Linked DNA regions of Homo sapiens: region 2 is linked to region 1. A link is a contact called in ENCODE Hi-C or POLR2A ChIA-PET data. All regions are on one chromosome and are shown on one strand. The core of a region is the stretch at or near the end of the contact, and the rest is flanking DNA. Distances in the headings are between cores, read along the strand shown.

Region 1 (3,534 bases), core at 1-2,500:
TCTGTTCAGCAGGGCTACTTGGGGGCTTTTCATGATCAAGTCCCAGACTTGCTCTTTCTCATCCAGGTCATGACCAGCCCTTTTTCGCTGCTGCTTTTTCATTTTCGCAGCAGAGGTGGGGAGGTACAAAACTAATTAGCGTCAACCAGTCTCCAAAGTGTATTCACAACACAAGGTCTCTATGTTGTGTTTAAAGAACCAAATGGTGGGCCGGGCATGGTGGCTCACGCCTGTAATCCCAGCACTTTGGGAGGCTGAGGCGGGCATATCACGAGGTCAGGAGTTCAAGATCAGCCTGGCCAACATGGTGAAACCCCATCTCTACTAAAAATATAAAAATTAGCAGGGTGTGGCGGCGGGCACCTGTAATCCCAGCTACTTGGGAGGCTGAGGCAGGAGGCTTGCTTGAACCCAGGAGGTGGAGGTTGCGGTGAGCCGAGATTGCACCACTGCACTCCAGCCTGGGTGACAGAGCAAGACTCCGTCTCAGACAAAAAAAAAAAAAGAACCAAATCGTGCCAACTAGAGCCAAAGGCTTAACTTCAACCCTTGCAGTCATGGGGGCACTTTCTCCACTTTCCACCTTAGACACGTGCTTTTGGGGTTCTATGTGCTTTTCTTAAATTTCAGAATCAGAACACCAGTCAAAAATGGAGAGTGTGACTCACCTTCCCCCACCCCCAAGAAAACTGCCACAAAACCGCACTGTGAGCCTGTTTCTTCCTCTCTTCTCTCAGATGCACTACGCTCTCAGGGACCAAGGACACTTTGTTCTAATCATGTTGAAGATGTAAAACAAAAATACTTAATTGTAAATTGAATTATTTCACCAAGATGCTACCTGTGAGAAAAAAGGAATGGCTGGAAATCCTGCCTTCCGACCTGGGTTTCGGATGATTATAAACAGCTGGGGTGGGGCTGAGGACCTCAGGGGCAAGGCAGCCACAGTTGGGGGTGGGGGGCAACACATTACAAGTCCAGCAGCAGGGCGCAGCCAGGCTGCCTCTGGCCACCTCCCCAATGCCCAGGATCTGGACAGGAAAAGACAGGAGTTCATCAATAAGGAGAGACCCCTCAGATGTGGGGTGCAACACCCCAGCTAGGAAGGGCAGCAACAGGTCCTCTCCCTGCAAGATCATGGGAACAAAGAAGAGGACAGGGACACTGAGGACAGGGTTCAAAACCCACTGGTCTCCCCAGAGTGAAGCACCCCCAGGGGAAACTGACAGCAACTCAGGCAGTCACAGAGGTCAACCATCAGAGAGGTGAGTGCTAGACAAAAACCACATCCTCATTCTTTGGGTCCATTAGGAAATGGGCAGGGTTGCAGGGGTCCCCCGCCTCCTGGAGAGGGCTGGATAAGCCTGAGTTACCACGGGGTGTGGGGGGAGGGTGCGGAGAGCACCCCCAGGGCGAGGGTCCTGCTCTCTGCTCAGCCCACAGTGACATCTCTAATGCAAGCATATGCTGGCTCTAAATTATATTAGCTTGCTTGCTTTATTTGGATGCATCTCTGTTTTTGACACCATGTCCTCTCTATAGCTATAAACATCTCGCATGCTTTACAAAGCACTGAGCACACAATAATTAACCAATACTCACTGACCAACCTGTCAGGGGCAAAGAGGACCAGCCCAGGAAGGGGGCACATTTCCACATATCACCCAAGAGCCTCTCACGCTGGCTCAGACCCACAGACAAGACTGGGAAGATCCGCCCACAGAATGTTCCTCCTTGCCCTCCATGACCAGATTCTCACTTTAAAAAGAGCCCTTAGTCCGGTGCATCCCGCGGAGAACAGACAAGAGGGGCCTAAGTCCCCAGGAAACCAGCACCATCCATCCGGTGAGATTGCTGGCCACTCAGCCCAGGGGTGATGGCTGCTAACGGGTCACTTAAAAAAAATGACCATGCATTAAAAACATTATTAAATCATCACTCACAAGAGAACCAAGGAGGTGTCACAATCCCTTCAGAGGGGAAGTCAAAGAATCACAAAAAGACATGGAGTTGGCTGGGGGAATGGGGATGGATTGGGCCATGATGGATTGATAATTAGGGGGCTTCCTTTTGGGGTGCTGGAAATGTCTTGGAGCTAGAGGTTGCACAACATTGCAAATGTACTAACTGCCATGGAACTATTCACTTTAATATGATTAACTTTATGTTATGTGAATTTCACCTCAAGAAAAAAATAATACAGAGTAAAAGAATATTGACATGAATTTCCAACGGACACAATACCAGCCTTTTCCATGGGGAGTCAATTGTCTCTCCAGGAGGCTGAACCCATTTGCACGTCTAGGGACAAGGATTATTTGCATTGCCTTCGGATATCTATGACTTACAGAGCTGTACAAAGACAGGTGAGCCCTGGGTGGCCCCAGTGCTCCATTCAAAGGCTGCCTATGCCCAAGTCCAAGGTGGAATGAGGAGAAGATGGAGTCCACAGGTTTAGGAGGAAACCAGCTTTAGCCGATGGGAAGGTGATGCTGCAGAATAAGGTGTGTCTAGAGATGGTGTCAGGAGTGACTCCTGCATTTCTTGGAGGCAGGGGGGAAGGTGGGCTCACTGGAGCACTGGGGCTTGAGGAGATGGTCCACCATGTGACACAGTGAGAAGCCGAGGTGTCCAAGGCACCATGAAGGGGCAGGACCACACAGGGTGCACGCCAGGCAGTTTGCAGCCCTGGCCTGGCTAGGGGCTTCCGTAGCACAGTGCCGCAGCTCCTGGGGCACACACCAAGGGATCAGGCACACGAAATGCTCAATGACACACACAAACATAATTTCCCCTGACTTGTACAAAAAATAGGGTGATCACTCCGCTCTGAGTTCCCACGTAGTGATGCAGACTCATTTTCAGAAACGCCTTTTCTTTCTGCCAATCTGGAATTCTTTCTGGGCTCCTCGAACACCTCTAAGAATCCACAACCTTAGACAGAGGGCTGCCTGGGGCCTTTCCCTTCCGGCTTTCCCCAGGCATCCACACCTACAACACCTGGGACACGCTAACACTCACAGGCCAGGTGAACACATGCTTGACTGCTCTCCATATGTACCGAGGGCTGCCCATGACCTCTGTGAGTGACCTTTCTGTCTAGACCATACGCAGTGCATCATCGAGGGAGCACACAGCCCCCGTGTGCACAAGGTCATGCTCCAGAAGCATCACTCACCTGCATGTGCACACTCTCAAGGCACAGCCAACTCCACTTTTCCACTGCAATTAGTACACAGTAATTATTACCCAAACCCAGCACATGGAAACATGGTCTGCAGCCTACATGGACTGTGTTTCCAGTGAGTTGTCCTTGTGTGCAGCAGGGAGGCGGCTACCAGGTCACAAGCATTCACCTCGGAGTGCACATGACGATGACCAATACGAGCCTGATGTCATTATCGGAGCCTCCTTCAAGGATGCTGCTCCCTCCCCACAGTGGTCTTGTTACTCTATAACTAGAAGTTTCTGAGCCACCAGCTCCAGAATGCAAGGCCCAAAAAGGGCCCTGTTACTCTTTTACAAGCAACCAGA
Region 2 (3,534 bases), core at 346-2,845, 89 kb before region 1:
GGCACTCACTCTCCTCAGGAAAGTCTCTGGGACTTGCAAGTCACACTGTGGCCTCTGTCGCAGGAAGCATCTACAGACCCCAACAGAACCCTGGAGCCTACTCGGGAAATTCACAGCCACAGCCCCTCTGAGTTCACGGCATGCCCATGATGCCCTGGCCTCGGCCCACCCTTGAAAAGGCTGAAGCCACTCTCTCCTAAGCTGGTGCTCCCTGGGGAGGTCTCACAGCCTTCGCAGGCTGTGGCCTCAGTGGAACAAGTGAACGAGAATGTCCCAGATGGGGCCAAATGCCTCTGGAGAGAAAGTAAAGACCACGTGAAAAGGGGGTGGCGGAGGGCTGGGGGCCTCAGTTCTCAATCTGTTCAGTCCATCCTGAGCACTGGCAAAGGACTGCCCTCCTCCCTCAGCTCCCCTACCCTCTACACACTACTCCTGGCCACACTGCTGCAAGCCCACAGCTACATTCCCCATATCCATCTGTGACCGCCAGCTTTCTGTTAGGTCTGGCCATGGGAGTCATTGACAGGAGACAGGAAGTTGGAAGGAAGAAACATTTTTGTGGCTTCAAGTAGGACCTCCAGCAGTGAAGGCAGTGTGGCGGGCAGGGAGAGGCTGCAGATCACACGGCCACAGCCTCGGTGGCACAGCAAGTGAGACTGAGTGTTTGACACTTCACTCTTCCTGCCCATGGCTGATAATGGAAACCTCACCTTCCCACTGTTCCCAGCCCTTCTATCACCTTTGTAACCAATTCCCTGTGTTAAATGCCCTGTGGTTGAAATATCTGGGGTGGTTTCTGTTGCTGTAACAGTGATGTCCCTTCTCCCTGGGCACCCATCTTTCATTCCCTGCTGACCCCAGGGGCTTGTGTGTATGCCTGCCTAGCTACAGGGGGTACACCTGGAGCCTCACATTTAAAAATGTAACAGCAGCCGGGCATGGTGGCTCATGCCTGTAATCCCAGCACTTTGGGAGGCCAAGGCAGGTGGATCCCCTGAGGTCAGTAGTTTGAGACCAGCCTGGCCAAGATGGCGAAACCCTGTCTCTACTAAAAATACAAAAATTAGCTGGGCATGGTGAGGTGTGCCTGTAATCCCAGCTACTAGGGGGGCTGATGCAGGAGGATCGCTTGATCCTGGGAGGCGAAGCTTGCAGTGAGCCAAGATCGTGCCACTGCACTCCAGCCTGGGCAACAGAGCAAGACTCTGCCTCAAAAATAAATAAATAAATAACCAACCAACATTGCCTGACCATACAGCCTGCCTGCATCTGCCCGCAAAGGAGCCCTGGGTCCACGGCCAGTTCATAGAGACCCGCCCGCTTCCCAGCCTCCCCACCGAGGAGGAGCTTCCTGAGTCTGCCTGAAGGACCCCAGTGCTGCGACAGGACACAGTCTCCATGGAGACATGAAGTCCTCTGGGATGCCTGCACCAAGGCAAACTAGCTGGCCGAGGAGCACCATTCAGCTGTGAGAGCGGCCACAGGGGGCTCAGCACAGCCTTGGTCCGTAGCACCCAGTGGAGGGCAGGAACCACACAAGCCAGCCTAGCAAAGCTCCGTCTCCACAGTGCTCCATGCTCACCGGCAGCTTCTCCTGTCCAGTGCTGGCTGCCAAGGGACATTCTGGCCTCAGCAGACATGGGCCACCTGGGGCTCTCAGAGCTTGTTTAACAGGAGAGGGCAGCACCTTAAAACTCTCAGGAGCTACTGACAGTGTGTTTAACATGTTTAAAAAGAGAGCAATTGGGTTTGCTTTTCCTCTTCATTAACTTCATCCCTCCCCCGGGGCAGGCTCTAACAGGCCACTTCCTTTCTTTCTGTATCTACTGATCAGTCAGATGACAACACAGGGGCCACCAGGGCTACCACGCACTGCCTGAAGCACAGGATACATCTTTGAAGTGTGGTTCTGGACATCTACTATCTTTCAAGAGCAGATATCCCATCCGAGTATTTTCCAATCCAGGGCAAATGCCTCCAGGTCCCAGAGGAGTACACTAGACTCTCAATCTTTTCTGTTTTTATAATGATGATGATTTTTGAGACAGGGTCTTGTTCTGTGATCTAGGCTGGAGTGCAGTGGCACCATCATACCTTACTGTAACCTCAAACTCCTGGGCTCAAACAATCCTCAAGGCACGTGCCACCAAGCCTGGTTAGTTTTTTTCACATTTTTGGGTAGAGATCAGGTCTCGCTATGTTGCTCAAGCTGCTGTGAAACTCCTGGCTTCAAGCAATCCTCCTGCCTTGGCCTCCCAAAGCAGGGGGATTATGCCCGCCAATCTTTTCCGCTTTTAAATACCACGAAGCAAGTCATTAAAACAACTCCCATTCTGGAAGCTCTTAATTTTTTAAAATTTCCAAATACCACGTATATCAACCTCCAAATTGTTAGCAGAAATAGAAGCACTCTGGCTCTGGAGGCTGAGGCAGGAGGATGGCTTAAGCCCAGGAGGCAGGGGCTGCAGTGAGCTATGATTGTGTCACTGCACTCCAGCCTTGGTGACAGAGGGAGACCCTGTCTCTTGAAATTTTTTTTTTTTTTAAGGGAGAAGCAATCCTATATACCACAGGTTGGGAAACTGGGGCCTTTGGGGCAAATCTGGCCCACCGTGCATTTTTATAAATAAAGTTTTACTGGCACACAGCCCTGACCACTCGTTGTGTATTGACTATGGCTGGTTTTACAATACAACAGCAGAGCTTAGTGGCTGTGACACAGCCTGCAGCCCACAAGGCCTAAATATCTAGCCCTTTACAGAAAACACTGGTTGACCCCTGTACACTAGAAGTGGCTTCACACTGTCTACAGTTTCCCTCGGGATGGACCCACAATGAAAGCGTGAAACGGCTCAACCCGAGGGACGCAGCCAGGACAGATAAGGAAGGTAAAGGAACATGTGGAGGGATGTGGAGGATGCCCCCGCCCGCCCCCCACCTGTGGGAGGAGACAGATGGACAGGGCACAGGGGACAGAGAGGGCCCAACTCACCTGTGGCCTGGCAGAAGAGGTAGAAGTTCCCCAGGGCGTGCACGTGCTGTGCCTGGTCACTCAGGAAGGGCGGCAGCAAGGAGACCCTCGAGCTGCTGTCGGGCCCCGCACCCGAGGCTGGCCAGGGGGTCCAGGGAGAGGAAAGCCTCCTGTCCCCCACATGGCCCAGACAGGACAGGGAAGAGGAGCCAGGAGGAGGGAGGGGCTTAGGAGACGAGGCTGTGAGACAGAGAGGACAGAAAAGAGAGGGCACTGAGGAAGAAGTCGCCAGGAGCACGTCACAGGCCAGAGAGGGCAAAACACAGCAGGAAACGGACAGAAAAGAGCGAGCCCAGCTGTCCCGCCTGGGCCATGCAGGGGCGGGAGGCTGCACAGCCTCCGCTAAGGAATGTCTTCCCCAAATCAAGGATAGAAGCTTCTCATTTATTTGGGTACTTTCCAAATGTATACAATTCAAAGTAGAAAAATAAAAACAAGGTAAATCTTATAAAACACAAATGTTTACACCAAAATGGTCAAATCCTATCATGCTGGAAGATAAG

The links. Hi-C counts contacts between places; a loop is a spot of excess contacts on that map. ChIA-PET counts read pairs that join two places held with the same protein, here RNA polymerase II (POLR2A). Pooled maps may share reads with other maps.
Region 2: a map with no recorded cell type shows a loop between it and region 1 (3-fold over the local background). The contact joins two enhancer-like sites. A Hi-C loop is called at or near these places in 1 of 168 maps with a recorded cell type or tissue (endothelial cell of umbilical vein), 1 of 37 single-sample maps with no recorded cell type and 2 of 50 pooled maps. POLR2A ChIA-PET finds 5 or more read pairs at or near these places in 3 of 52 experiments (A549, Caco-2 and activated CD4-positive, alpha-beta T cell).

The regions. Positions count from the first base shown.
Region 1 is chr9:89,463,446-89,466,979 of GRCh38, forward strand. The region is part of intron 1 of SEMA4D (semaphorin 4D); the gene reads right to left. Among named protein-coding and RNA genes, the nearest start is that of SEMA4D, 33 kb to the right of the region's middle. RefSeq lists a silencer at 372-441 and enhancers at 952-1,011, 2,200-2,896, 2,897-3,534. Within about 2 kb of position 1,251, at least 8 of the 41 ENCODE cell types and tissues checked have a DNase peak (open chromatin) inside an H3K27ac peak, as active enhancers do.
Region 2 is chr9:89,373,841-89,377,374 of GRCh38, forward strand. It overlaps SEMA4D (semaphorin 4D), which reads right to left. Exons shown (of 16, transcript NM_001371194.2): 16 at 3,395-3,534. Among named protein-coding and RNA genes, the nearest start is that of SECISBP2, 57 kb to the left of the region's middle. RefSeq lists a silencer at 1,556-1,615 and an enhancer at 2,086-2,195. Within about 2 kb of position 1,596, at least 7 of the 41 ENCODE cell types and tissues checked have a DNase peak (open chromatin) inside an H3K27ac peak, as active enhancers do.